Regions from separate parts of the Mus musculus genome. Here region 2 is linked to region 1. Evidence: chromatin loops called from intact Hi-C (ENCODE). Cell type or tissue: left cerebral cortex. All regions are shown on one strand. Each heading gives the region's core, and the rest is flanking DNA. Links, peaks and the distances in the headings are about the cores only.

Region 1 (15,273 bases), core at 2,523-10,522:
CCTCTGCCTCTGCCTCTGCCTCTGCCTCTGCCTCTGCCTCTGCCTCTGCCTCTGCCTCTGCCTCTGCCTCTGCCTCTGCCTCTGCCTCCCAGGAGCTAGGGTTGAAGGTACGCATCACCACAGCCCCGCTGTCTTCTTGTTGTTCTGAGAGGTCTGTTTATTTTATCTCATGTCCTGTAGCAAGATACAACATTTGCAGAGACTTTCCCTCGTCTGTGGCTCACACTTTTGTTTTCTTGAGTGTCTTTAAAAAACCAGAAACTGTTAATGAAACCCGGCTTGCTAATTGTTTCTTTGAGCCTATGTGCCTTCAGTGTCAGATCTAAAAGGCCATCGCTAGCCCAAAAGTCATCTAAGTATTCTGTGTTGCCTTTCGGTTTTTGTCTTGCATTGGGGATGTTAGTTTTTGTGCCTCCATAAGGTTTTCATTGGGAATCAAGCTTCACAATGAGTGCCCAGCTGCAGTGAGTGTCGGGAAGCAGCATGATGAACACCAGGACTTCCCACGCTTTGCTTTCTGCAGTCCAGGAATGTGACTCATCAAAGGAAAGACTCTAACAGCCCTAGTCCAGGGTGGGCAGGCTCCATTGGGACCTGGCAGAACATGGGAGTATCAGGCAAATGGTAATGAGTTTGCAGGCATAAGGGATACAGGCTTCAAGGGATCATGGACCACAATTCCAAAGAGGCACTGAAGCCAAGCAACAGGCAGACAGAGTTAGAATCCCTGCAGAGAAGCCCCGAGAAGCTACTACATGAGCCTATGAGGCTTCTGGGAATTCCAGGATGTTGGTGATTCCAAGACCATGGGATGGCCATCCAAGAAGGCACCTAGCAAGGAATAAAGTTGGCCCAAGAAAGAGTCTCTGTATGCTGGATGAATACGATATCTAAACTTTGTGAAGTCTAGATAGCAGAACCTAGGAACTGCCTGCTGGGTTTCAGTATGGCTTTAGTTTGAGACCTGGCTCCCTTGGACCACAATTGTATCAGTGTCTGTATAGTGATTCCAGAGTGGTGGTTCTCAACCTTCCCAATGCTTCTGCCCTTTAATACTGTTGGGTATTACCCACATTGTGGTGACCCTCAACCATTAATTATTTCATTGTTACTTCATAACTGTAATTTTGCTGCTGTTACCAATTGTAATGTAAATGTTTGATAGGCAGAATAGTCGATATGTGACCACCACCACCCCCAGCCCACACCAAGGGGTCATAACCCACAGGTTGAGAACCATAGCTCTAGAGATCCACTTGCCTGGGAGCTTCTTTCAAACAGGCAATTCCCCTTGCAGCATTTTCAAATCAGACTCTCTCTCTCTCTTTTCAATTTAATTTGCATCTTCACACGACGGCACCGGGGCGTGGGGTGGGGTGTCTCTGTAGTTAAATATTTCCCCATGTCCTGGTATGGAGTGCTGGGGTTCTTTTCTTTTCCTTTCTTTTGTTCTTTCGTTCTTTCGTTCGTTCTTTCGCTCGTTCTTTTGTTCTTTCGTTCGTTCTTTCATTCTTTCTTTCGAGACAGGGTTTCTCTGTATAGCCCTGGCTATCCTGGAACTCACTCTGTAGACCAGGCTGGCCTCGAACTCAGAAATCCGCCTGCCTCTGCCTCCCGAGTGCTGGGATTAAAGGCGTGCGCCACCATGCCAGCTGGGTTTCTCTTTTTAATGGAGTTGATCTCTTTAGCAGTTACAATGGCTCTCAAACCTGATTTGTGTGTCATGTAAGCTCTCGCTCCTTCTCACGGCAGACTGCTCAGGTTTTTATCTTCCTGCTCCACTTACTCTGTCTCCCTTACTGCAGACCTGGATGAGGACAGAAAGCAAAAGCCATGACCCAATCCAAATGCTGTAGCCTGTCTGGAGATTTCCTCTTCCACACAAGGATCCAACCAGCTACCTGTATCCAGCCTTCCTCGGGTCTTCAGGACACAGGCAGAACAGCCAGGTTCTTTGCCAGAGCATTGCATGCGCAGCCTATTTTGTACTAAAACCGGTGCTCTCTTCAGACATTTCAGGAGCTGGGCCTCTGCAGTCTACATCCTGGCCTTCCAAACTCCCACCAGAATGGCCCTTAAGCCCTGCTCACTGCATTCTAAGGCTTTTTCAACCTGAAGTTCCAAACTCTTCCACATTCTCCTTGCAGACCAGTTCCAGATGCTTTTCAGGTCAGGCTTATTACAGCAATGACCCTACTGCTTGGTACCAATTTCCCATGGGAATTATTTCACTCCTTACTACACTAAAGATACCTGACACCATGATGGTGATGATGAAGATGATGATGTAAGAGGCAACCACTGTCTTAGGAAGTGTAAAAGGTTGAAAGTAATTAGAAAGAAAAATGGGACATCATAAGGAAAGAGCTAGAATTGAGTGCATGCTAATGGCTGATTTATGTTTTTAGAATGTGGTGAATTGAGCACGCCCATATTGAGTGGAGAAGGGGGTGGATGGATGGATGGATGGATGGATGGAGAAGAGTAGAAAAAGGCAAAGGACCAGTGCAGAGAACGGTCCTGAAGGGAATTCAATATAAAAGCAACACTGAAATGTCCACAGCTATAGAATCAGATAAGACAAAGAATAAAATTGTAGGCGGTCACAAAGTCCTCATGCTCACAGACAAGCACCGGAGAAAGCAGAATTGTTAAACACGAGCTTTTTTTCTTCAATGGAAGAAACCGACACCTGTTCGCCCAGAAGGCTGGAGAGGGTGCTGTGTAATAACCTAGCGACCATTTGAGACTCTGTGGAGCCTGGCTTCACCTGAATCCCTCAGACTCCTGAGAATTACTTCTCAGTCAATAGAGCCCAGCCTCATGCTTATTACAAACCCTGCCTCCCCGGCCCTTCTCCCGAGCACTTTTCTTACATCAGTAGAACCTGTTCTCGTGGGAGAGGCCATAGGTGCTTGGCAAAGGAGCCTCGGAGTGTCATGCTTAAGCTTTCCTGTCAGGAGGAAACTTTTCTCCAAAGTTGTCCAGTGCTTAAATATGTCAAAAATAAACATATGTGCTTGGGGTGGGACTCCAGAAGTTTGAACCAGCCTGCCTAACTAAAGCCGTGTTGAAGCAAGTTTTGTTCTCACCTCTCTGCATTCCACTGCCAGGTGTGACACTTGCAAGGACACACAAGGACACACAAGGACACACAGAGTCCTTAAGACGACACAAGCCCCTGCAGAAGCACGATCCTTCTAACCTGAAGATCCAACGAGGCTCTTCTGGTGGCAGCAGCCCCTGGCTTGCTGTGGCTCTAGAGGGGTCCCTTTGGGGACATTCAAGGTTCTGTGACCCTGGTAGACAAAGTACTAAGAGATTTGCAACTGACAGACCCAGACTCTAACTTCAAAAGGCAAAATGTAACATAATTTTTGGAAGATAACTTCCTTATGCACTGAGCTAGAAAACCGCCTGTACTCTTTGGTCCAATCAAGTGACTCAGTGTCTACAGAAATAACCAGATTCACAGCTGCAGTCTGTTGCTGAGACAAACACCAAAAGGACCAAAATGACCAAAAATAACTAACAGGAAGAAAGGATTTATTTGGGCTTATACTTCTGGGTTACAGACCATTCCTGAGGGAAGTCAGGACAGGAACTTAAAGCAGAGACCATGAAAGAATGCTCCTTCTTGGACTTGGTCATGCTTTGCTCAGACCACCTGTCCAGTAAACAGTGTGGCTTACAGTGGGTGGGGCCCTTGTACACCAGTCATCCATCAGGACAGTCCAACCTGATATGGACATTCTGTAAATTGAGACTCCGTTCTCAGGTAACTCTAGACTGCGTCAAGTTGATAGTTAAAGCTAACTAGGATACATGGAAAAATGGGTGCCTACTGACCTGGCACATAGTTCAGATGGCAGAGGGCTTGCCTGCCATGCATGCTGCCCTGGGTTTGCTCCCCAGCACCACCTAAATTGAGCAGAGTTATACAACCATATGTTACTAGCACTTAGGAGCTAGAGGCAAGAGGATCCAAAGTTTTAGGCTACCCTGGGCCTCATACCAAGTTCAGGGCCAGCCTGGATACATGGGACCCTGGCTCACAAATAAAAACATTTTTTTTAAGTCTGCAGCCATGGCTTCCCCATCATAACAGACTGTACCCTCCAACTGTGAGCCAAAAATAAATATTCTTTTCCTTTAATAAATACCAAGTGTGGCATGGTGGTGAACACTGGTAGTCCCAGCTTCTCAGGAGGCCAGCTTGAGCCCACAAGTTCCCGAGTTAACGGAATCACACACACTATAGAGTAAGGTAACTAAATCTCAAGAAAGTGGTTTTAAAAATCATGTTTGACACATGAAAACTGTCGAATTATCCACACAGACCCAGCAGATCAAAGGCAAGTTGAACCAGCAGAGTATAGAAAGTGTGTAGCAGATTCGGCCGTCACAATACCCAGGAGCTGAAGGCTCAAGGAGACTGTAACTGTCTTCCCCCACTGTACTCTAATGAAGTGAAAAGTCTGCAGCTGGTGGCAAGCACAATAAACCATGAGCCAGGTGCTTCTCTTCAACCAAACCTCCCTTTCCTCCTGGGATCCCAGAGGAGACAGAATCCTAACAAAGCCAGCAGGCTGTCTCATGCCATTGCTCATTTGCAGGTATCGAGGTTGCCTTCTATATGCTGAATCTGGCATACATGAAGGAATATATTCATTCACGGGATATGGATATAAATTTCCTGGGTTTCAAATGCCTAGCGACCAAATCAGATCCCCAACAATAAGACTGCATCAAGAAGATTCTGTTCCAAAAAATGTTTATTGCAGAATTTTTTTAAAAAAAAATCATGTTTGATTCTAGTTATAAAACAAGTCATAAATGTATGCACGCCAGGATGAAAGACAGCTGAAATGTGTTTCTCTAGAGACATGCGTGGTTGTTGGTGTTCTATTTTATTGCTGCCTTTCCCACATGTTCTACTCTGAATGTGTTAATCTCATAATCAGAAAAAAATGTTTCTTGTAAACACAGCACTGGGGATTAGAGTTGTAGCTGGGTTTGGTAGAGTGCTGGCTAAGCATCTCTGAAGCCATGAGTGTGTCCCCAGCTTGTGATGCAGATCCGCAGTCCCAGGACTCAGAGGGTGGAGATTAGAGGGTCAGAAGGATCAAATCCATTCTTGATTACAGGGGAAATCAAGACCAGGGTGGGATACATGAGACTCTGCCCAAACAAACAAACAAACAAAAACACCATGGCACAGCCTACAATTCATTATGTGCAGTTCGATATCCTGAGGAAAGATAGGTATGTTGACTAATTTATGTTTCCTCCAAATTGCAGATTGAAGGTCTGGTTGCCACCAGGCATGGCACACATCTATAGCCCCAGCTCTGAGGTAGCCTGAGACAGAGTTTCAACTTCTGCCAGCCCGGGCTACAAGCTTTGGAGGCCAGCCAGGGCTGCATACCCAAATCCTTTCAAAACCTTCTCCGAGTAAATAATGTCGGAATAGGCAACTGCTCACACAGACTTCCAAAACAGCTCTGGGTCCCAACGCAAGACTTGGCAGATGGTCTCTGGAGAAGCACGACCTGGTGGCCTCCAAAGCGAGGGAGGCTGAACAGCTTTTCTGCCCCAAGTGAGGTAAGGCTGTGTGAGGTGAGGCGAAAGGAGGAAAGGCGAGGACAGAGGTACGGATAGTGTGCAGGGCTGCTAGGGCATCCCTCCATCGCCGATGCGCAGATAACATACGCAGATAAGCAAGACCTGAGCGCCCCACTTGTTCCATGCTAAGTTGGATGTCGGGGACGCGCAGACACACCTCCCCCCACCCCCCATTTTCAGATGCTCCTCAATGCTTGTCCCCCTCCAGCCACTCCAGAGCCTTCCCGCCAAAGCCACATCCAATCAGAAAGTGCCAGCACTGCAACTTGAGCCACATCCAATCATTAGTGGGATGTGGAGCCTAAGGCCGCCCCTAAGGCGCTCTGGGCCAATGAGCCCCGGCCTGGACTCCACATCCGTCCTGGACTGTTGAGCGCGCAGACCAGAGGCGGTTGAGGACCAGTGGTGAGGAACGGCCGAGGCGGCGTCTGAGCGGGTCTCCGGAGTTCAGCATGGTGAGAGCGGCCGGGGTGGTGGGAGCAGTCCCAGGCCGGGGTGGTTGGCCTCGGGGCCTCTGGGGGGGTCGGCCCCACGGGAGGTTGACCTCCGTCTCCTCTGAGGCTAGGGCTTCCTCGCAACCCCAGCTCCTGTGAGGGTGGGCGTTGGCAGAGCAGCCCAGGAGCCCGCAGTCTCCTCTAGACTCCTCACCATGCAAGTGCGTGTGAATGAGATGCTCGGCTTCTTAGCACCTGTGAAGCTCCAGGATGCTGGGATGCAGTTCCAGCCCGGAGTCCCAGCCCCGCGGAGGCTGATGAAAGAGGCGCAAGAGTTCGCGGCCAGCCTCAGTCTCGTGGGCCTCCAGCCTTAAGAAAAAAAGCAACAAAAGAAGGTGGCAGATAGGTTTCTGGAGAGGGAACTTTTGTTTTGTTTACTGGTACCAGTGGCCTTGAGTGCGAGAACCAGTGATGGCTTGGGTTCCAGAAGATCCTAGAAGCCACCAGGCTTTCTGGTCTAATGTTCGTCCACCTAGGAAAGTGAAAGTTACTGAGTCCAAAGAGCCTGTGCTCGGGTCTCGAGCTTACTATGATTGGGAAATGCCGTAGAGCCCCTGGTAGGCCTGCCCTCTCTGCCTCCACTCCGTCAAGATCACAGGCCACCAGCTCCACCAAGCTTGCCAAAGAACTTTTATATAAGTTTTGTGGCTACTGCTGTTTTTCTTATTTCATGGTTTATAAGTGGGATCCATTGTTGGTATTAGAAAGTACATTTGAGGTGTGTGCTGGCGCATGCCACAGTCCCAAGCAGGACATTTGGATTTCAAGATTAGTCTGAGTACATTTGAAGCTAGCATGGACTACAAAAACTTGTCCTAAGGGAAGAATAAAATAAGGCTGAGAACCTAATTTATTAGATTTTTTTTTCTTTGAAATCGCTGTGCATGTATGTCTCTGCAAAGTATGTGCTCCTGAGTGCAGTTTCCCAGAGAGGCCAGAAGAGGGTGTGGAAGACCCAGGAGCTGGAGTCAGGCCGTGGCGAGCCTGATAACTGAGCCCTGATCCTCTGCAAGACAGCTCTCCTACCCACCACACAAACTCTCCGGCCCCAGGCAGAGGACTTCTTAGATACTTGTGTTCACATACGATCTGGGTCTAAACAGCCAGAACTTGTCTTTGTTTCTCTGATGGGCTCTCGTCATCTGAGCTGGCCTCAAACGCCTCTTATTACCTCAGCTCCTCATTGAGCTGGCTACTGTCATGGACCCCCCCACACCGAGCTTGATCGTTTTTTTTTTTTTTTCTTTAAAACTTTTTTCTTGTTGCAGGGGCAGTGTCGTCCCATTACTTTGTTCTCAGGGCACAGTCCTTGATAGGCATGGGATTTGGCAACAGGCTCTATCTAGTTTGCTTTCTGTTGCTGCGATAAAACACTGACCAAATCAACTCCAGGCAGGATGTATTTGACTGCCGTTAGGAACCTGACCAGGAACTGAAGGAGACCATGGAGGAATCCGCAAACCGGCTTACTCAGCCGGCTTTCTTAACTAGCCCAGGCCTTACACTGCCCTCTGTGGGTTGGGCCCACCCACGTGGGTCATTAATCAAGAAAATACCCACAGACATTCTTGTTCCCTCTCCCCACGTGACCAGAACTAATTAGCACGATGTTTTTGCATACACTTTTTTCAAATTAACCCTCAGAAACTTAAGTTACCTGCAGATTCAGTAGAATCTTACTATTTGCCTCAAAAAAAAAAAAAATCTGCTTCATTGAAGAATCTTAGTGATTTTTTTTTCTTTTGGGGGGTTCTGTTTACTTCTGAGACATAGAAACCTTGCTGAGCCTTAAGAACGAGATAAGGAAAAAACGAGATAAGGGACTATATTTGCTTTATTTTTTATTGCATTCATTGGCATGAGTGGCTGCCAGTGGAGATCAGAAGACAGTGGCAGGAGTTGAGTCCCTGAAATAGGTATTTATAATTGCTGGGTTGGGTAGAAAAAAATGTATAATTTATCCATGTAGGGCTCTAAGTTGGGTTTGGTGGCATACCATATGCCTATAACTCTGGCACTCTGTATGCTGAGGCAGAAAGATTGCAGTTTCCAGGGCAGCCAGCTCCTTACATTTTAAATAAAATTTAAAATTGTCTTAAATTTTTTAAATAAAGAAAAAAATCAGGCTAATACAACGTCTCAATGCTTAACGGTGTCTGGGAATGTTGCATTCCTAGACCTGAACGCATGAGTGATTACCCTAAGTGGTATCTTTGAGAAGGATATTAACTTATTAATATTAACAGATGTGTACATGAGCCAGCTTCCTGGTACCAGAGTGGGATGGAGAGCATTAAAAAGGTTGATCTAGATGGGCAAATAGAAGATACAGTGACTATCTAGATTGGCTTTGGCTGGGTGACCTGGCATCTATCGCGTCATCCTTATTGAATTATATCTTATCCTTTTGTTGGGCCACAGTTGAGGCCTGATAGATTTTTCTGAGAATTACTGTGACTGTCCCCACTGAGCTAGTTGTTGACACTACATGGCTTCCGAGTCTCAAACTAACCATATTTTTAAAGAGTGGCAAACGTTTATGCTCTGGGGCTGGCTGCTACCTGGTTAGCCTTGTGCGGTGGCTTACATCTGTAATCCTAGCACTTGAGCAGCTGAGGCAAGAGAACTGTTGCTAGTTCAAGGCTAGCCAATGTTCATAAAACTATATACTAAAATGGGGTAAGTTTAGAGTAGGCAAGATGTTTTATCTTTGTGCAAGTTTGTGTGTGTGTTGAGATAGGATTGGACTTGAATTCTACTTAATCTTTCTGAGTACTGGGATTATGGACCTGTGTAACCATACCTGGTACAGTCAGTTTTAACAGATAAAAGGAACGCCTAAGCATTGCTGTTAATAAAGTTTGAAAATAGACACTGAGTCGCAGCACAGAATTGTATTTGTATGTCATACAGTTTGAAGTGAGTGAGTATCGTGTTTTCTGGTTTCCAGCGTGAGTGTATCTCTATCCACGTGGGGCAGGCAGGTGTCCAGATCGGCAATGCCTGCTGGGAACTGTACTGCCTTGAACATGGCATTCAGCCTGACGGTCAGATGCCAAGCGACAAAACCATTGGCGGCGGGGACGACTCATTCAACACATTCTTCAGTGAGACTGGAGCCGGCAAGCACGTGCCCAGGGCAGTGTTTGTGGACCTGGAGCCCACTGTGGTGGGTAGGTGCTTGGGGCCTGGGTGGAGGCTTTCCATGGGAGAGTGGGATGTCTCTGGAAAGCCCACTGAGATCTGTGCAGAGCAGACAGGCTCTACACTGAATGCTCGTAACTTAGTTGGGTAAGAAACTGAAAGAAAGGGTCGTAGGTGATGCATGTGTAACCAAAGACTAGGAGACACTGTTGACACACGTGCACAAAGGGATTGAACAGCCCTTGCCTGAAGGACTCACGGGACGTATGGTCTCTTTCTCTAGATGAGGTGCGCACGGGAACCTACCGGCAGCTTTTTCACCCAGAGCAGCTGATCACTGGAAAGGAAGATGCAGCCAATAATTATGCCAGAGGCCACTACACCATCGGCAAAGAGATTGTCGACCTGGTCCTGGATCGAATCCGAAAGCTGGTAAGAGGATTGCGGAGGAGGCTTTAGATGGTGGCTGTCTGGGTCAAGAGGGTCAGGGGTGGGTGGGGGGGCCATTGTACTAGTTGGGGCTACTTTACCATTGCTGTGATAAAACACCATGACAAATGCATCTAAGGGAGAAAAGGTTTGTTTGACTTACACTTCCACAACACTGTTTATCATTGCAGTTAGTCAGGCAGGAGCTAATGCAGAGGCCATGAAGGGGTGCTGCCTACTGGCTTGCTCCCTGTGGCTTGCTCAGCCTGCTTCCTTGCAGAATCTAGGACCACCAGCCCAGGGGTCGTACCACTCACAAGGGTCTGGGCCCTCTCCATTATTCACTAATTAAGAAAATGCCCGACGGGCTTCCTACAACCTGATCCTATGGAGGCGTTTTCCTTAATAACAGGGTCCCTCCTCTCAAACGTAAGCTGGTGTCAAGTTGACATAAAACTATAAGGCTCAGTCATCTCGGCAAATCTGTTAGAGTCAGGAATCTATCATAAGTTTACCAAAATACCTTACTTCAGACTCTGCTGAGACGCAGCTACCGGTCTTCATTGTATTCAAACCCAGTGCGGCGTCTGTATGGTAGGCAGTCTGAATTTGCATCAGTTTGTAGAAATGGAAGTCCTGCATGTGGGGTGGAAGTCGGAATGTGGCTTTGTAGGCACTGGCTTATGTACTCTGGTTTTACCACAGGCCGATCTGTGCACGGGACTGCAGGGCTTCCTCATCTTCCACAGCTTTGGAGGAGGCACAGGGTCTGGGTTTGCATCGCTGCTGATGGAGCGGCTTTCAGTGGACTATGGCAAGAAGTCCAAGCTGGAGTTTGCCATCTACCCAGCCCCCCAGGTTTCTACAGCGGTCGTGGAGCCTTACAACTCCATCCTGACCACGCACACCACCCTAGAGCATTCCGACTGTGCTTTCATGGTGGATAACGAAGCCATCTACGACATCTGCCGGCGCAACCTGGATATTGAACGTCCCACATACACCAACCTCAATCGTCTGATTGGGCAGATTGTGTCGTCCATTACAGCCTCCCTGAGGTTTGATGGCGCCCTGAATGTGGACTTAACAGAATTCCAGACCAACCTGGTGCCATACCCTCGCATCCACTTCCCACTGGCAACCTACGCCCCGGTCATCTCAGCTGAGAAGGCATACCATGAGCAGCTGTCAGTGGCAGAGATCACCAATGCTTGCTTCGAGCCAGCCAATCAGATGGTCAAGTGTGACCCTCGCCACGGCAAATACATGGCCTGCTGCATGTTGTACCGGGGGGATGTGGTTCCCAAAGATGTCAACGCGGCTATTGCAACCATCAAGACAAAGCGCACCATCCAGTTTGTAGATTGGTGTCCGACTGGATTTAAGGTAGGACTGGGTGCTGGGACAGTTATATCTGCCAGTAAGCAACAGACTGCCGTGGGGCCGCAGCTTTGGGCAAGCCCATGGCCCTTTCCACATCAGGCTCCAAAGAAAGCATGGGCAGTAAGCAATTGCTAAGTGGTGTGACAGTTTTCTAATAACACTGGAAGCCCTTTTTCCTCAAACCAGCAATTAATTACCAAACCTTTTCGAAACAGGGTTTCCATGTAGCTCTAGCTGTCCTGGAAATCACTCTGTAGACCAGGCAGGCTTCAAACTCAGACAATCCCCCTGCCTCTGTCTCCTGAGTGTTAGGATTAAAGGTGTGCACAACTGCCAATGTCCAAACCTTATTTCTTTTTTCTCTTTTTAAAAGATTTGCTTGCTTTTATGAGTGTGTGCACACGCGCGTGAGCATGCATGCACACCACATGTGTGCTGATGGTATCTGTAGAGGCCCAAAGAGGGCACTGGATCTCTTGGAACTAAAGTTCCAGACAGTCTGAGCCACCATGTGGTTGCTGGGAATTGAACCCTGGTCCTCTAGGAAAGCAACCAGCACTCTTAACAATGGAGCCATCTCTCCAGCCCCCAAACTTTACTTTGTTCTTTTTTCTTTTCTTTTTTCTTTTTTTTTTTTTTAAAGATTTTATTTATTTTATGTGAGTATACTGTTGCTGTCTTCAGATACACCAGAAGGTGGCATCTGATCCCATTACAGATGGTTGTGAGCCGCTGGGAATTGAACTCAGGACCTCTAGAAGAGCAGTCAGTGCTCTTAACCTCTGAGCCAGCTCTCCAGCCCCAAACATTATTTCTTTCTTAAACCATCAATCTACCAAATGTTATGCAGATGAGTTTTTCCCGGGAGCCCAAGAAGGCGAGGACTTCCAAGGGAGAGCGTGTCTGACAGCAAGTGCTCATTCAGAACGCTGTGCCTTGCTGAGTTTGCTCCCATTAAACCTGCATTTCTTCCGTAAAGAGCTGGTCTACCGGGAAGTACAAGCTAGGGGCTGCCCCTACAGAGAGGAACCAGATGACCCTGTCAGCCTCTCTGCACTAGGTTCCCTTTTGTTGGCATCAGTGTGGTTTATCACACCTTCCTTTACAACCATTTTCTGGGGCTACACTGGTTGCTGTGTCGAAAAATATGTTTGAGTTTTAGCTGGACAGTTAATTATGTCACATGTCTCTAATCCCAGCACTAGAGCGAGTTCAAGATCATTCTTATTCATATGACTGAGTTTACAGCCAGCTCTGGCTTTTAAAGTCATTTTTAGAGACTTTAAGTTACACACACATACACACACACACACACACACACACACACACACACACACATAGAGAGAGAAAACACAATATTATATGGAAGATTGGAAAGTTGGATTCTCTGCCCCCATAAGCTGCTTGTCCTTATAAATCAAGAGGCAGTCTCTGCATATTCAAGCTATGTTGTGCCTTTTATACAGGTGATGTTGGTTGGCAGGCCAGCAGGCAAGCAAAGGGTACATGTTCCTCCTTAAAGTGGGGGTATATTGATCTGCGGAGGACCCCTTGTGTCTGTCCTTACCTGTTTCCAGCTCCAATCTGGCTGTGCTCCGAGCTGCTGCTCACAGCCATGTGTTCACCAGGGTGTACAAATGTCACCACCATAGCATCTTCACCTTGGCAGAGTTTACTGCTACATAGGTGCTTTCTTTTCTTTTTTCTTTTTTTTATTATTTTCTTCATTTTCATTTCAAATGCTATCCCGAAAGTCCCCTATACCCTCCCCCCGCACCCCAACCCACCCACTCCTACTTCCTGGCCCTGGCATTCCCCTGTACTGGGGCATATGATCTTCGTAGGCCTCTCCTCCAATTGATGGCCACCTAGACCATCCTCTGCTACATATGCAACTAGAGACACAAGCTCTGGGGGTACTGGTTAGTTTATATTGTTGTTCCTCCTATAGGGTTGCAGATCCCTTCAGCTCCTTGGGTACTTTCTCTAGCTCCTTTAATAGGGGCCCACATAGGTGTTTTCTATACAGGAAGATTTCAGTCAGTTTTCTTTTAAGCATACAGTATACCTTGGATGCAATTCTCATTTTGGGCCTTTGTGTACTGTGTAAGTGTATGAAGAAGATCCAGCGTGTTGGTTTCCAGTTTGGCCTTTAGTGGTTTAAGTCCTTTACAATTTTTAGACATGTTGCTTTGTGTAGGTGATTATTCATTCCCAAAAGCATGGTACGGGTATTTCTTTTAAGCAGGGTCCACAGTTCCCAGTTTACATTTCTGAAGTCAATATAAACTTCACTATTTTTTCTCCTTCTCTGGCAGGTGGGTATTAACTACCAGCCTCCCACTGTGGTCCCTGGGGGAGACCTGGCCAAAGTGCAGCGGGCCGTGTGCATGCTGAGCAATACCACGGCCATCGCAGAGGCCTGGGCCCGCCTGGACCACAAATTTGACCTCATGTACGCCAAGCGAGCCTTTGTGCATTGGTACGTGGGAGAAGGCATGGAGGAAGGGGAGTTCTCCGAGGCCCGGGAGGACCTGGCAGCGCTGGAGAAGGACTATGAAGAGGTGGGCGTGGATTCCGTGGAAGCAGAGGCAGAAGAAGGGGAGGAGTACTGAGCGCATGGGTCTGGCTGGCGGCCGTCCATTTATGTCTTCCCCACCATTGGAAATAAAGGATATATTATTAAAATTTCTAGACTGAGGCATTTCCTCTCTAGTGTGTTGTACTTCCTAACAAAATTCCTTTCTAGATACCTGCTTTTTCCAAGTAATTTTCTCTGCAGAAAACATGGTTTTTTCCTAAGAAATGATAAACGGGTCTTTATGTTCATTTTTAAATTCTACCTAGGGACATTAGGATAAAGTACTGATTGACGGCACAGAAATGGCTTTACGCAGTCTTGGGCTGCTGGGGAGGGGGTCCCCGGGTCTCAGCTGGGGCTGTAGAAGCTCTCTCTGTGTGATGCTTGCTTTCCACGGACATCACACGGGCCCGTGTTATACTTCAGTCACCCTCTATCAGGTCCTGGTGTAGAATTAAGTGTTGAGCACTGGTCTTAAGATGTAGGTTCTTTGAGCAGAAACCATGAGTTGTTAGTGATGGGCCTTTTCCAGTCAGGGGCTGCCCAGGGCCTTATCTCAGCATAGAAGGTTCTGGTACCACACCATATAAATTCACACGCAGTCACTCCGTCCTAGTCAGCCAATATCTGGGTGCTCAAATGAGCCACGCATATGAAAGCATGAATCTTCCAGAATGACTGGTGCTTTCTTCAGATCAACATGAAACTTGTCTGAGGGGTCCAGGTAGTCCTGAGCACAGCTGAAGGCCCAGCATCTCCAGGTTTGGGCCTCAGTTTCCCCTGTACTCAAGCTGGTAGTGCTTATCTGAAAGGTCTGAGGAGGTCCACCTTCCCTCTTTAACAGCACCGGTTTGTGCCTCTGCAGACTTCCCAAGGAAGAACCCAAGGTGTGGCTCTTGGCTGGCCAGAGGTCAGAGGCCAGGGCTTGTGGGGCACATCGGTAGAGTACATCTACTGAGCACATTGAGAGCTGCTTTAAATAGATGGGCACCCAAGCAGGTAGAGGATGGCAGCTCCCTGTCCTGATGGAGAAGCCCTTGATCAGACAGTAAGAGCCAAGAGTGCTCATCTAGCTTCTCACTGCCCATGTCACAAGAGAAAGCCTTCTAGGTGGGGACAGACAGTATTCAGCATCCATTCTCTGAGTCAGTCCTAATTAAACCTGGCTTCAGGCACGAAGTCTCCCAGCTCTGAGGCCTGGAGTTTGGGTCCAGTCAGAGCAAGAGAATACAGAGCAAGAGAATCTGCCCAGCCTGGCCTTAAACTCTAGGTCCTGCCGCTTCTAAGCGCTGGGATTATAGGTGTGAACCACCCGGCCAGTATAAACTGACACTTTAAAAACCACAAGCCTTGTGGCTCATCCTCACACCATGGGTAATCTGGGCTGCTCAAAATTGTGTGTGTGTGTGTAACAGAACACTGGTTTCCACCCCAGTTTCGCTGCTCTCAGTGAAGGCCCAGCTCTGCCCACCTTTGTGCTTACTCCACTCAGATGCTCTCTATCTTCTGGGCAATCAGGTGCGCTTTCTCATTGAAGGCTGTGGTGGTTTGAATATACCTGGCCCAGGAAGTGGCATTAGGTGGTGTGGTCTCATTGGAGGAAGTCTGTCACTGTGG
Region 2 (15,273 bases), core at 2,752-10,751, 77 kb before region 1:
GTGTCCAGATTCTCCTCCCTTTCTTATGAAGATGCCAGACGCCTGCTTTAGAATCCACATGGAATGTCTGAGGTCTTCACCTTAGGTCCTTTCACATCTTCAAAGACCCGGTTCCCAACTAAAGTCACATTTATGGTTTCTGGGGATTGGGTTTCGGACCCGGCTTTCTCCAGGCAAACCCACGGTGGGAGCAGAGTGGCAAAGAGCTGGAGATTTGCCTTAGACTCTTTGTCTTGCTTGTTGGCAGAGCCGAGGATCAAACCCAGCATCTTTGCTACCCTGGGAAAGTGCGTATCCCTGCACTCCACCCCAGCCCCAGGAAGGAATGTGCACACTTATTTACTTGTTTATTTATTTGTGGGTGGGCGCGTGTATGTGCATGGGCATCACCACACCTGTAAACTTTGCTTTTCCACACCAACCTCTCAAGTGTCTCCTCTTCCTTTGGCTCCCAGTCTTAGAACAAGCCTTCTGCCACATTCTCACTTGGAACTTCTGAGAACCAGTCAAACCTGCTTGTGTTCATATGCAAAATAACAGCCCCTGATAGGCTCTGCAGCGTGACAAATGGGGAGTCATTTCTCCTCTGTGATCAAATTTGCAGTGAGGTTCCCAGCCACTCAAAGCCTGAAACACTGCAACACACACACACACACACACACACACACACACACACACACACACACGCATGCACATGCTCACACAGGGTGAGAGTTTCTCTTAGTTTTTCTTCTGCCCAGAGCTCAGACTTTTTCTTCTTCCCCTTGCAGAAATGTTAGTGAGGCAGCTTCCTTGAGGTGGCTTATGCTTTAACAAAAAATGAGCTTGCGGGTGGGGGTGGGGAGACTTAGTGGCTGGGAGGAGGAAAAGGAACTGAGAACCCTCAGAGGAAGAGGCCAAAAGATGAAATTGGGGCCAATTAAACAAAAGCAAGACTTGAGAGCAGCCCAGAGCCTACGCTGTGCTCTTGGCAAGTTACTAGCCCTTCTAAGCCTGGCCCTCATCTGGGGAAGTACAGTGATAGCCCACAAGCCAGTGAGTGGCTTGGCCTGAGGCTCTGTGCGTCCTGGGAGCGCTACAAGTGTGGGTCATTGTGACACAAGGGGGTGAGCTAGTTGAACACTCCTATAATCCCAGCACACAGAAAGCTGAGGCAGAAGGATTGTGAGTTCAGGGCTAGCCTGGGCTATACAGCAAGTTCTGGATCTGAGCTGCATAGAAAGACCCAGTCTCAGAGAAACAAAGAAGAGAAAGGAGGAGGAAGAAAGGAGAAGAGAGAAGAGGAAAGAGAAGAGGAGAAGGAAGAGGAGGAGGAGGGGGAGGAGGGGGAGGAGGGGGAGGAAGAGGAAGAGGAGCCCTCCCTCCCTCCCACTCTAGCTTTCTTTCCATTACTCCTCACCTTGGCTCTCCTCACCTTGGCTCTCCTCCTGCTGTAGCAGAGAAGATCCCCCTGCTGTAGCTTTTGAGGCAGCTGGAAGCCCTGGGCTCAGCTGCTCAACATCTCCCCCCACCCCAGGGTGGGTTTCCCAAGCTCCTGCCTTTCTTGGGGAGGGACAAGGGCAAGCTTAGTGAAGCCAATACCAGCAGAGATTCTTTAAAGAAGTCCTCTGCTCATCCTTTCCCTCCACACTAACCCATCCTCAGCAGCCATCACAAAGTCAAACTTGGGGCATGGGGGGGGGGAGAGGGCAAAGGGCGTGGCTTCTCCTCACAGCAGGCTGTGCAGCCCACCACCCTTCTGCTCCTACCTTTCTCAACTTCACACTGAGCAGAAAGATGAAGCCCAGAGAAGAGAAAAGGGAGGAGACACAGGAACTGGCCCCCTAGTGCTAGTTTCCTGCTCTCAACCTCGGCTCTGGTTCAGTGACTGGGAAGCCAGGGAAAGGAGAGTTGGAACAACTGTCCACTTGATACCATTTTCCTATGCCTGCCCAACCCTCCTCCAACATGTCTGGTTCTGACCCAGCCGCCCTTGTGCTCCTACCAAAGCTTTGGAGAAGCCCAGGAAGCCCCAGGGCTGCTGGTTCACACTCTCCCAGCTTCTGAGAAAGGACAAACATGGAGCCATCAGCTAACCTGGCATCAGTCACAAGAGAGCGTTGTATGGGGTGAGGGAACACTTGAGGTCTCTGCTCTATGCCAGATGCAGCACCTTAGCTGCCACTGTGGTGGGGACGCCTAGGAAGGAGGTGAAAGACTCCAACCACAGCCACTCTTTCTTTTCCTTTTCTCTTCTCTTCTCTTCTCTTCTCTTCTCTTCTCTTCTCTTCTCTTCTCTTCTCTTCTCTTCTCTTCTCTTCTCTTCTCTTCTTCCCTTCCCTTCCCTTTCCCTTCCTTCCTTCCTTTCTTCCTTCCTTTCCTTCCTTCTTTCTTTCTTTTCTTCCTTTCCTTTTTTCTTTCTTTCTAACAGATTGGTTGATTATGTACACAGTGTTCTGCTCACATGTATGACTGTCCACCAGAAGAGGGCACCAAGATCTCATTATAGATGGTCACGGGCCACCATGTGGCTGCTGGGAATTGAATTTGGGACCTTTTGAAGGGCAGCCAGAGCTCTTAACCTCTGAGCCATCTCTCCAGCCCCTCCTTTTTCTTTTTGAGGTAGGATCTCACTGTATACATTCTGATGGGCCTGGAACTCTCTATGTAGACTGGGCTGGTCTCAAACTCAGAGATCCTCTTGACTCAAGTGGCTATGCCGTGATCCAAATGCTGGGATCAGCCTAGCCTTCAGCCATTTCTTTACCCTCTGGGAAGCTCTTTAGTGTTTCTTAGCCATACCTATGAATATTGCTGTCCATTCTGCCCATAGCAGCCACTTCTGTGTTCCTTCATGCCAAGCCTCCTCTTGCTACCCACCTGCGTCTTCTCAGGCTCTGCTGTCTCCCCCAACATTAACCTCCTGTGATAACTCAAAGCCCTTCAAGGCTGCCAGAAAGCTTGCAGTCACTGAGCTAAGACTTAAAGAGTATACACTCACCCGGCTCTCCTCTCCTTGGCAAGCAGCTGCATCTAAGCCTAGTCTTTGCATCTGTAAGATGAGCTCAGGTCCGTGCTTGCCATGCTGGAGGGTGACAAAGCGCCCGTATGTATGGAGGTCCTTGCATGATATCTGTCAGCTGCCACTTCCTTATTCTGTTTGAAAACTCAGAAGGGACACAGACGTGTGTTCTCTTCTCTTCCATCTTGGGACAGCTTTCTTTTCTTTTCTTTTCTTTCTTTCTTTTTCTTTTCCTTTTTTTTTTTTTTTCTGAGACAGGGTTTCTCTGTATTGCCCTGGCTGTCCTGGAACTCACTCTGTAGACCAGGCTGGCCTCGAACTCAGAAATCTGCCTGCCTCTGCCTCCCGAGTGCTGGGATTAAAGGTGTGCGCCACCACTGCCCGGCTTATTTATTTATTTATTTATTTATTTATTTATTTATTTATTATATGTAAGTACACTGTCGCTGTCTTCAGACACACCAGAAGAGGGCATCAGATCCCATTACAGATGGTTGTGAGCCACCATGTGGTTGCTGGGATCTGAACTCAGGACCTCTGGAAGAGCAGAGGTTTTTCGTAACCACTGAGCCAACTCTCCAGCCCCAGCTTTCCTTTCTCACCTGGCTAAGGGACAGGAGAGTCCTCAGCCTAGGGCAAGCGTGCTCCTGCTCCTCCCTCCTTCAATGAAGGTCAAGGTGATGAGAGAGCAATGAGCCCAAAAGAGGAACCCAAGGACCTGTATGGTCCAGAGCCCTGGCAGCACCATCTTCTGGGCCAGGGAGAGATTCTAAGAGAGGAGCATCAGAGGGCTGGCTTCCCAGGTGGTGTGGGATACAGGGCCAAGAGAGCAGAGGAAAGGGGACGTTCTGTCCGCCCCAATTCCCTCCACCAGCAGCTCTGCAGCTTGCTGCCACCACTGTATCTCGGCATCATTGTGCTCCCTCCCTGTAAGAATGACTCCTGTGGTGGTCCCCAGCCTTCATTGCCCTTTCTCAGTAGGAAAGGAAGTGTAAACCCCTGTGCCTCGGAAGGGAGTTAGGAGAGCCAAAGGTTCTTGATCTGTAAATGAGAGCTCATAATGAAAGTCCCTCCTCAGACCACTCTGCAGAAGCTGAAGGGTGAGCAGTACATTCAACAGAAGAGGGAGCTGCTGGCCCTCTATCGCAACCAGGGCACGGAGTCCCCCAGCACCAGGCCCTCCACACCTTCGCCTTCCCCGGAGGACTCCCAGAGCAGTGCCGAGGGGAGGTAAGACTCCATCACCATGCAAGGAGGGGGGCGCAGTTGGGGAGGAGGGAGGTGGGGAAGAGGGGGGTAAGGAGGAGGGAGGAGACATTTATAAAGCTGAGCAGGGTGAGTAGGAGCCTCGGGGACTTGGTATGAGAACAAGAGCATGAGCTGCAGCTGGGAGTGGAAGAGGTTGGTAGTTACCATGTGAAGGGACCCGTGGCATAGGGTGGGCACCGAGCAAAGGAAACAGAGACACAGCATGTGAACTCCCTGTGATGAGCAGGCTCCAGAGTGAAGGTAGATAGCAGAGTTTCCAGAATAGCAGAGTTCCCAGGGCACAGCAAGCTCCAAACCCCGCAGGGTAAAGAGGTTCGTCCGGGATGCAACAGCTGCTTAGCAACAAGCTTTTAGAGAAGAAGGACCCACCAATGGGCCCACTCAGCAAATCCGAGACAAGCTGCGTGAGATGAGGTCTGAACCAGGTGCTGTGCACAGAGTGGCTCAGAAGCAAACCTGAGCTCTTGTTTGTTTTCGAGGCGAGTAACTCAGACTGACCTTGAACACATCACAAGGCATTCCTCCTGAGCACCCCACCCCCAGCTGACCTCCAGGTCTTTTTCTGTTTCAAATAGGACTTTGCACACTGACTGGGCTAATCTCTGTGTCATTCCAGTTTCAGTATAGGTGCTGTATAAAAGGAGTACCCACGGTCTTTTATAGAGCATAATCCTAAGCAGTGAAGTGGGGAAAGCCAATCACTGTCCTGCACTGAGACAGGGCAGTAAGTTTGGAGGAGACATTTCTGAATGGATTAATAGGAGAGGCTTCTCAGCCTTGAATCCCATTCTCAGCATGAGTCTGACTTTCTACTCCTCACTGTAGGACTTTAGAGTTCGCCATCATCCCCCGCCTGGTGGTGACTGAGGATACAGATGAAGACACGCCCTCCATGCCGGATGACGCCTCAGACTCTGGCTACGGTACCTTGATTCCAAGCTCCCCGAAGGATTCTCATTCCCCCCTGAACAGGCTTCGGTCCAAGGCTCTTCGTAGAGACCCTCGCCTCACCTTCTCCACCCTGGAACTCAGAGACGTCCCCTTGCGCCCCCAGCCTCCCGACCCCCAAGCTCCCCAGCGGCGAAGCGCCCCAGAGTTGCCAGAAGGGATCCTAAGAGGAGGCAGTCTACCCAGGAGAGCCCCACCAATCTGGTCGGAGGAGGAAGACGAGACTTTGGCATCAGGGAATGTGGTGGTAGAAACCCTACACAGGGCGCAACGTCGGAGTCCGCTCCCCCACTCTCCCACTCATACTGACTCTGCTGGGGAAAGCCCCTGGGAGTCCTCAGATGAAGATGAGGGGCTTCTATCCCCTGAACTCCGCCCCCGCTCCCTACGGGAGGACATGCTCAGGGAGATCAGGGAGGAGCTGGCCAACCAAAGGATCGATGGAGCCTCGGAACCGGAACCAGGGAATGGCAAGCCCCGGAGGCTGACTCTAGCCCAGCTGCAGAGAATGAGGGTCCCCCACATCATACAGCTGGACACGCCCCTGTCTACATCGTAAGTGCAGAAACTACTATGGGACAGAAGGACAGTATGGAGTGGGGGGCCGTTCTAAGAGGCAGGCTGTGCAGAGCAGGGAACAACCAACGCAGGGGAGGGTACTCTGCTTTACCCATCAGCCCACTCGTTGCTTGACCTTGACCTAATGCATTTGTCTTCCTTCCTTCACAGAGAAGTATAAGGAATGCTGAGGCCCTTTGATACACCTCCTAGAGAAATTGTCTCCCTAAGAGTGCTGGCCACCACCTCCCCCGGACTCTACCTCAAGGATCCACCTCAAACCAAGCCTGACCCAGGCATCACCTCTGAGGACCCTGGAGGTCAAGAACTGAACATTTTGTCTCACAGACGAACCCCTGAGCCCTATATAAAAGTGCCCAGAAACATGGTTGTTTGGTGAACACTGGATGAGGATGGGAAACGGAAAGCATGGGTACCCACAGGGTGGAATCTACTGTTAGCTGGCAGGATGGCTGGACTTGCCGGGCTATTTTTTCATATCCTGGCTCTGCCCACTCTCTCCTATCCACAGACCACTCTTTCCAGGGTCAGCGATCATTTTTAGACGTTTAGTGTATTTACAAGAGTCGAGGGCTCCAGCTGGAGACCCCGCCTTTCTATGCTTGTCCTTACCTTACACAGTTCATCCATTAGTGTGATATAATTGATACAAAGATTGCTTATCAAAAGTGAAAAAGGCCCAGAAACCCACTGAGGAGGCCCTGAGAAGCTTGGCTTGGGCCCTGTGCATCCCAAGTGGGCACCAGATACATTGTGCCTTTCCTCTACAATCCTGTCTTTGGCACCCTCAGCTGGCCAGGAGCTGATGGTACATCTCCCTGCCACTCACAAGTGGCTGGCTCAGGCAGTCCTCGGCGGCTGAGAAAAGCTATGTACACCAAGTTGGTAGCACCAAGGAAGTGGCTACCAGCTCGAGCCTTCCCCTTAGAGACCTTTGCCCACTTTTCACCCACAGGGAGTAGGGCATCTAGCAGAATGGTCCTTGAAGTTCAAGTCCCTCTTCCTAAGGTTGTGGGTGTGGCTTTATCGCGGGAGGCGGGTCGTGGACGAGGGGGCGGGATTTCTCAGAGCCTCGAGGATATTCTCCAGGCACCCAGCCAGGTTCATCTTGGAAAGCACGAGGCCCACTACTTCCAGCGTGTCCTCGTGGCGCGGCGTGCGGCGCCGCCAGGCTTCCAGCATGCTGTACTGAGCCTCGCGCAGGCAGCGCCCGTTCTGCATCTCCAGCCTCTCGATCTCGTGCTCGCTCAGCCCCATGAAACGCATGAACTCCTTCCAGCGCGCTGGAGGCACGCCATCCACCACAGCATACAGAATCGCAAGGTCTGCATCTGGGGACAAGGACCGTGCACTTCCAGCAGCAGCCTGCCTTTGTGCCCTCCACCCTGCCCGACTCCCTCCAGGAGTAATGCCCCAGCAGGAACCCAACTCACTGTCAGGACGTTGCGGGTGGGCGGAGTCTTCCCATTTCTGAACAGAGGTGGGGGCTGGCACGGAGCAGAGTGATTCGTAGAGCAGAGGGTCAGCTCCCTGGGTTGGGACTACCTCACTGACAGGTGGCATGAAGTGCCAGTTACTAGGACCGAAGATGGGGCTGATGGGGGTACTGGAGACAGGAGAACTAAAGCCTGGGGTGCTGAAGCCCAGAGTGGGGTTGAAGCCGGAGGTGGGGCTGAAGGCTGGGGAGGGGGCTGGAGTTAGGGGCTTTCCAGCCTTCTCCTGAAAGAAAGAAAGCATAGCATTAGTGGGAGTAAAGAAAAGGACTCCCTTCGGGCGCTTTATTCTTTATGGGGGTGGGGACAGAGGAGCTAAGGGAGCCCACCGCCCTCATTCCAAGTAATTTAGGTATCAGGCGTTGGAAGGAGTAGTCAGGGAAGCTGGAGTCGTCCCTTCTCACCTCTTTGACAGGCACGGGATCCCTACAAACTGGAGAACAAAGAAACAAGGTGTCATGAATTTCACTTCCCTTTCAACGCTGACCTTGGGGACTTGTGGTGTCATGCCCCAGGGTCTATGTGGCCCCAGGGACAAGAGAATTACGGATATCAGTATGGCTTCCCTCCCACCATCCAGGGCCACTCAGCCTAGAGTCCTTAACCATGAAGAGAGGCCACCCCTCATTTCCCTCCAACTTGCCCACCCGAACCCCTCCCGTATCTCCACCAACACCCTATATCCCCAAAGTCCTACTTACTGATGGAGTAGACTTCGGGCCTCCACCGGGGATATCGGCACATTAAACTGATGAAGATAAAGGATAGAAGGCAAAGACCTAGCAAGATAACCAGGGGCAACAGCACCGCAGTACCTGCAGACCAGAGAGGTTGCTCAGTGTGAGGCCACAGCAGAGACTAGGGGGCTGGGGGGTAAAGGGTGGGGGTGGAGGGAGGTCATGGAGTCAGCCAGCCAGCTCGGTGAGCTGGCACCAAGCCACCCCCCCTCACCTGAGTCCTGGGGGTTTGTGACATTTGCAAGCGGAGGAGGTAGGCACAACTTCATACACTCCTCATTTTTCTTGCAGCTGAAAGAAGAGAAGGCACCGGTTAGCAGGAAGGCTGCCTGCAGTTCTTTGCTTTGCAAATGGTTTTGCTATCTCTTCAACCCGCCTTGAGAGCTGGTGGGGAAGAACGAGACAGTCCACACCGTACAACAGTTTACAAGCTGATGGGAGCCCGGGAAGGCTGTGTGGACAGGCAGGAGCAGAAGTGGATGCACGTGATCTCAGCACTTGGCAGGAAGTGACGAAAGGATCGGTTTAAGGCCACCCATGGCTACCCAGCAAGGTCAGGGTCAGCCTGGGCAACAGGAGATCCTGTCCAGAAAGAGACTAGAGAGGAAAGGGAGGGGAAAGGGAGAGAGAGGGCAAGTCGGCCATCTTGATGAGTTTGACACAGTCATCACCCCACATGGCAGCTCACGGCCATCTGTAACTCCAGTTCCAGGGTATCTAACGCCCTCTTCTGGCCTCTGAGGATACTGAGCAATGTACACAGTACACATATATGCATGCTGGCAAAACACTCATACACATAGAATGAAAATAAATAATTCTTAAAGTATTTTTTAAATGCCAGGCATGGTGACACATCCCAGTGGTCGGGAGGCTAAAGCAGGCAGATATTTAGGAGTTCAAGGCCAGCCTGGTCCACCTAGTCCCAGGCCAGCCAAGGCTACTCAGTGAGACCCTGAGTAAAAAGAAATAAATAAAATGAAATGAAATAAAATCAAACGGTCGAAGGGCTGAGGGTATTTTGGCTCCATGGTAGAGCACGTGAATAGCATGCGAAGAGCCCGGATTCAACAATCAATCAGTATTTTAAAAATAAAATTTAAAAGGCCTTTATAGTCAAGAGTAAAAATTCCATTCCAGTCATTGACTGGCAACATGACAGAAATAAGTCACTTCACTTTTCTGGTCCAGCATCTCATGGCGCTCATGACACCTCCTTCTGGGATCAAGTACTTGGCCCTGACATGGCACGGTAGACGGCAGCTGTAGTAGACTGGGTTTATCATTGTGTTTGCCGGTAGGGCATGGATCTGAAATGTCCTGCTGGGTCCATGTGTTGAAGGCTTGGTCCCAGCATACTGGGACATGGGGACTAGTATAAGTTAGGTCCCTGAGGGCTCACTTTTGACCCCTCTCCACACCCTTTCCTTTGGCCTCTCAGGGGCTGCGAGGTGAGCTACTGTGCTTGCACAGTATGCTCTGATCATGATGCCCCTGCCTCAGCACTGACTCTAAAGCAGCAACGCCAACCACCAGGAGCTGAATGAAACCAGCCGGTCTTTGCTTTAAGCTGATGAAGCCGCGTGCCCAGAAAGAGGACTCATATGAGACGCTGGAGGGCTTCCCAGCCAATGGTCCGGCTGCTTACAGCACTTGACTTTGGAGACGGCAGGCCTCAAGGGCACGGGAGGTTTTAGGATGTCTCTCATTGGGGCAGCCATTGAGAGCTGTCACAGGGCAGAGGGGATGAGAAAACTACACTGGGTGGGGGCAGGGGGACGGCAGAGGAACATGCGTTCTCAGCAGAACAGGGAAAGGAGGTTTTGTCTACCTCATGACAGGGTGAACACATGGGCACATGAGCTCTTTTGAGATGAAACTGCGTGGAAAAAAAAATAGAAAGTAGACAGCTTTGGTTCAGACAGTCCTATAGATTGTTGGTTTAGCTGTCTGTTTTGGGGATCTAACCCAGAGCCTCCAATACGCTAGGCCAGTGCTCTACCGTTGATCCACATCTCCACCCCCACTCTCCTTACCCTAAAGGTTAAGAAACATAAGGCGTAGAGAGGTAAGAACTTGCCCAAGGTTGCAGAGCCAGGAAAAAGGTAAGTTGGGATTTAACCCCCAAGTCAGGTCAACTATGAGAGTCTTCTCTGGAAGCAAATGTATAAGAGCAGCCCATGCGGAGCCACAGGAATGAGGAAGTCTGTCAGGGAGCCTGGGAAGAAGGGATCCCCAGCGGTAGAGCTTGTGCGAGCCAAACCTAAGATACCATCAACAGTAAGATGCACCAGAGTGCAGTCAAGAACAGCGCGCTCGGATCTAACTGCCCAGCACTGAAGAGGCATGCGAGCTATAGCACGTGTGTGTGGCAGTCAGAGGATGACGTTGTGCACCTGATATTCTCTCCTGTCACCTTTACAAGACGGGGTTCCAGAGCTTGAACTCAGGTTGCCAGACGTTTGCTGCAAGCGCTTTACCCGCTAAGCCCTATTGCTTATCCCCTAACGTCCTGGAGAAAGGGAAAGGGCTGTCTGATGTCTTGTAGTGTCTTCTGCTCATCCGGCTGTAGGATCCCACCTTTGACCCTGCTGGGGCCCCTCAGCCACAGCTGCTCACCCACCCCTGAACCCCAAGCACTTGGCAGATACTCACTGGCTGCAAGGGACGCACTCACTTTCTCTCAGAAAGAACCCTGCATGGCAGTTACACACGGTGTTCTGAGTCTCCTTACCTGTGGGAAAGCGGTTAAGACTAAGAGCGCGTGCCTGCAGTCTGAGGGCCCGAGGGAGGGACGAGGGCGGGAATGCAGGTGCCACATAGGAGCTCAGACACACAGACAGGATAGGGTGGGGGGCAGAGGAGGGGGGCAGGGTGCTCCCGGGGAGGGGAGAGGACTTGGGTGACCGGTGCTCACAGGGGATTGTCACGGTGCCGTTGAAGCAGGGGCTGCAGTCCACGCACTGGAAGTGTGTCTCACTCAGGTAGCGTTGGAACTGGTTCTCCTTACAGCCACACACCGTGTCCTTGTCAGCTTGGCAAGGAGAGATCTCCACCTGGGACATTTCTGAAGAGGGAAGGAAATGGTGTGTGAGTCTCACATCCCTTTTCCCACACAAATCTTGACGCCCCCTGGCTCTGCCACATGGCATTCGTCTTTGTAACAGACACTCCTCCTACGCACACAGGCCCGAGCTTGCATGTGCACGCATGCATACTACCGCCACACTCACGAGCAGATTCGAAATCCTGACCTCCTGGCCAACACCCACGGACACACACACATGTTCGCACGTCTTCACACACCATGCACCTTCTATAGCCCTGGCCCAATCCCAAGGCTTACCTTTCCGACATGTCTTGCAACTGAGACACTGCCTGAGGTAATTCTGGGAAGCCGTAAAGGTGCCCTTTTCACACTCCCTGCAGACTGTATCCCGCCCTGGGCTCGGACAGTCACTCACCAAGTAGGTTCCTGTAGATAGGGTTAGGGTCAGGCTGTAGTGGAGAACTAAAGGGCAAAACCCAAGTCGGGGGCAGGGAGTGGGGCAGCAAAATAAGGGGACTCCCAGGGACCAAGGTCGGGGAACATCAGAAACAAGCAAAAGAAGCCGGGGCGTGGAGGCGCACGCCTTTAATCCCAGCACTCGGGAGGCAGAGGCAGGCAGATTTCTGTGTTCGAGGCCAGCCTGGTCTACAAAGTGAGTTCCAGGACAGACAGGGGTATAGAGAAACCCTGTCTCAAAAAAAAAAAAAAAAAAAAAGCAAAAGAAATCTCAAGACAATTCTCTGCTCTCACTTTCTCCTACCTTTGTGGCACTTGGTGCAGCAGATGGAATTGTTCTTAGAATGGACATACTTTCCTTGGGGACACAAGCTATCCCTCTTCTCCCGGTCACCAAGAGAAGGGACTAGTCCAGTGACCCCTGATGGATGTATCCCCATCAGCAGAGCCAGGAGCACCTGAGGGAACAATCAGAAAGAGGAAATACTGTCAGGGGTGGGGCCTTAGAGGTAGCAACAAATTGAACACACACACACACACACACACACACACACACACACACAGAGAGAGAGAGAGAGAGAGAGAGAGAGAGAGAGAGAGAGACAAGTTCACATTCCCCCCACCCCCTAGGGACACTCTCCCCTAGATGGTGGCGACTGTGCAGTCTAGTATTTTCTTGGTCTCTGGTGGCTCTGTATGCTAGCATTTGTTTCTACAACTGAGCAATTAGGTCTCAGGCCCCAGCTGCATTTTATCCCGTTCAGTTCCCTGAAGCGGCTCCCAGTGCTGATCACAAGAGAGCCGGTCAAGGAATGTTTAGTTTCCCCGTGTGTCTGCAGGGCTGAGGGTGGAGCTCCAGGTCTCACACAGAAGCACTGCAATGCCCTCTGCCCGACCAAGAAATGTTAGCCAGAAGTAGCAGGCTGTTTCCGTTACAGCCTGTTTTTCCAACAGACAATCAATCCTACTACTCATTTGGCATTTCTATATCTGGGTACGGGTTTCACACTAAGCCTGTTTGTGGACACTTCCTAGAGGTGAGCCATTAGGATCTACAAACCTCTTTGGATTCCATGACAGTAATTCAAAAAGTACTACTGGGGGGGGGAAATCAAGTTGAAGGGAGGGCTGTCATGAAGATGGTTCAGGAAAGTGTCAGCTGTGCGACGTGAGGACCTGACATCGAGCACCATCACCTACATAAAAAGCCAGGTACGGGCTTGTATTCCCGGTGATGGAGGGGAGCCCACCAGGTAGGCCCCTGATGATCTCTGTCTAAGCAACCTAGTCCAACTGATGGGAAGCAAACACCTGAGGATGACCTCTGACCTCCGTGCACACTCAAACACCCAGATATGAATGCGCACCTGGGGATAATGCTCTCCCAAGCACCATTGCGGGACAGAAACAAAAGGAAGAACTCCGAGCATGCAGGCGCGACAAGGATTAAGTAAGACCAAAGACAAATGTGTCATGTACTAGAGTTGACCAGAGATTGGTGATCTGATTCAAGATGACCCTCAATTCAGGAGCTGAGGATGTGCCAGGAGTCCCAAAGCAGGGCATTCTAGAGGGCTGGCTTTATAATCTTGGCAAAGCTCATAGCAACCAACTGGCTTTCTTGTATGTAAACAGCTTCAGTATGGAGAGCGCAAAGCCCTCTTAGTTTCAATGTAGACCTTGCTCTTTGATCTCTCCCGGTTTTGGGTTTCCCTCAGCCTTCCTTCTTTCATCTCCCCTCCCCCCCTCGCATAGCGTTGTTACGTCAAGATAGCGGAGGTCTTCAAGACAGATGCAGAAGCAACTGACCAATCAGATCACATTCAGGAGAGACCTAACACCTAGACTCACAGCTGCCTTTGGGGGCTCTGCAACCCCCAAAGCTCCGTTTGGAAAGAGGCTGGCAGCTTGCACCCTGCTGTCAGCTGCTGTTACTAGAAGTGCTACCTCCTCGGCACAGCAGCTGCACGGGCCAGGAAGCCCCTTGCCTCAGCCATAGACCCAAGAAGCCACACACAGAAAGCACACCAGCAATCTCTCAGGCAGGGGTGCACCCCCACCCCTCACGACACACAGAGGCTTCCAGGGTGACAGGAAGGGTTAGTTATGATAAGAACTTCCCAATCATGAAAGTGTGGTTCCTTTCCCCGAAGAAGAAATGCTTGGAGCACCTAAGGTCAGTGGTACTTCCAACCCCATCAGAGAACCTGAAGCCAAACCAACAGATCAGGCAGTGTCAGGAAGAGGTAGATGTGGGCTCCAGGCCAAGAACGGCCTTGCGGGGGTGGGGGTGGGGGCGAGTCTCAACCAGCGATGGACGAGCCTCCAGAGAAGGAGCCTGTTTCTTTGGTCACGTGTCCTTCCTTTGCAGAACTCTGGGGGTTAAGTCAAATCCGGGAAAGGGAAATCTTTTCCCAGCAGCTCCGCCCCAGTGACTCAGGCCAGGGAGGGAGATCTAGGACAGTGGACAGGGAACTGCAGCTTCCCGGCTCAACAAGGGCTGTGAATCAGCAGAAAAGCCAACCAGCAGCAAGTGGAACCCCATCTGCTCCCTCCTGGGTGCACAGTCTCTCTCTCTCTCTCACCCACCCCCACTCAGACCATTCGTCCAGGCAATGAACCCCTGTCCCACTGGGCTCAGATTTCGGGAAAATGCCTCCCTCTTCCATCCCATCCCAAAGGGAAGTCTTTCTGACCCCTGGCTTCCCTGTCAGGCCAGTAAGCTCCTCCCAGAGGATCTACCTCCTCCATCTCTGACATCCTTCCTTTGGACTTGGAGCTGCCTTGATCCCTCCTCAAAGGGAAACAACATCGTCTTCAGCTGATAAAGCCTTTCCCAGGATCCCTGCTCCCTGGCTCCCTGGGCCTTTGGCAGCCCCTGACACTCCCCAATCCCAACAAGAATCAAATCCAGGGTGCCCTCCCGCCCTAGTTCACCACATTCCCATAGCCTGCCTGGTTCTGGCCACTTGCATTGGGTTTGGATGCTCCCTAGACAACCTTTAAGAGACAGGGCCAGTTCTCCCCAGGTCAAGTAGCTATGGAACAAAAATCACAGCCCTCTTAAGGTTAGAAGAGATGGAGGAAGCTAGACATTAATCCAGGCACTCTGAGAGGTGGAGGCAGGCAGATCCCTGGGTTCAAGGCCAGCCTGCTCTACAATGTGAGTTCTAGGACAGCCAGGTCTACTCTCAACAAAAACAAGGTAACAAAAGAGAAGGAGCAGGTGCAGAGCCAGCTCTCTCATCTCACATGCTCCAGGGATTCCAGGGCCCTCTGGCTCTTTCAATAGGCACCCTATTACCAGTTGCATTGTGAGGCCAACAAGGGACAAGGGACACAGGTCCTGGCCCAAACTTGAATGCCTGGAGCAGAGGAGGGGCAGGATGCTGGGGGGTGCCTGAGGAGAGGAGAGATGGCTGAGGAGGTGGCAAGGCCTCTCTAACTACTCCTCAGCTTCCGCCTAGAGAGGCCTTAAAGTGTGACTTCCTGTGCCGGGGCTGCTGAGTAGGGGAGCGAAGATGAAATGGACCCTGTGGTCAAACTTGACCCAGCCACCTTTTGGGGACCCACTCACTAAGCCCCACATCAGCGTGCACATTAGGTTAAACTGTGTTCCACTTAATGTCAAGACCTACGGTGGTGAGGAGCTCTTCGGTGTGACCTCCTCAGAGAGCGCTGCCACGCTGCCGCAATCCTACCTTCCACCCACGAAGCCCCCCGTCGATGATTCATGTCTCC

What was found. Hi-C counts contacts between places; a loop is a spot of excess contacts. Peaks named below come from ENCODE experiments on the same cell type or tissue, not always from the same donor. Only the 100,000 strongest peaks of a DNase experiment are listed, where the experiment ranks them.
Region 2: it touches region 1 in a loop (2.4-fold over the local background); 20 of 42 quality-filtered maps call a loop at or near these places.

The regions. Positions count from the first base shown.
Region 1 is chr6:125,276,775-125,292,047 of GRCm38, reverse strand. It overlaps Tuba3a (tubulin, alpha 3A), which reads left to right and starts at 5,967. Exons shown (of 5, transcript NM_009446.3): 1 at 5,967-6,080; 2 at 9,070-9,292; 3 at 9,547-9,695; 4 at 10,398-11,078; 5 at 13,394-13,778. The coding sequence starts at 6,078. The coding sequence ends at 13,690. In left cerebral cortex, for the core only: no CTCF peak of the experiment used is centred there; DNase peaks (open chromatin) are centred at 4,537, 4,576, 4,932, 5,565 and 1 more place; H3K27ac peaks cover 227 bases.
Region 2 is chr6:125,353,542-125,368,814 of GRCm38, reverse strand. It overlaps Tnfrsf1a (tumor necrosis factor receptor superfamily, member 1a), which reads right to left. Exons shown (of 10, transcript NM_011609.4): 2 at 11,837-11,990; 3 at 11,374-11,502; 4 at 10,945-11,094; 5 at 10,683-10,761; 6 at 8,242-8,318; 7 at 7,992-8,105; 8 at 7,695-7,723; 9 at 7,231-7,516; 10 at 6,332-7,128. The coding sequence ends at 6,821. Plekhg6 (pleckstrin homology domain containing, family G (with RhoGef domain) member 6) reads left to right here. Exons shown (of 17, transcript NM_198604.2): 15 at 4,080-4,231; 16 at 5,096-5,773; 17 at 5,948-6,164. The coding sequence ends at 5,957. Among named protein-coding and RNA genes, the nearest start is that of Gm52918, 11 kb to the left of the region's middle. In left cerebral cortex, for the core only: CTCF peaks have their summits at 4,119 (motif pointing right), 5,128, 6,612 (motif pointing left) and 8,739 (motif pointing left); DNase peaks (open chromatin) are centred at 5,112, 6,629 and 6,907.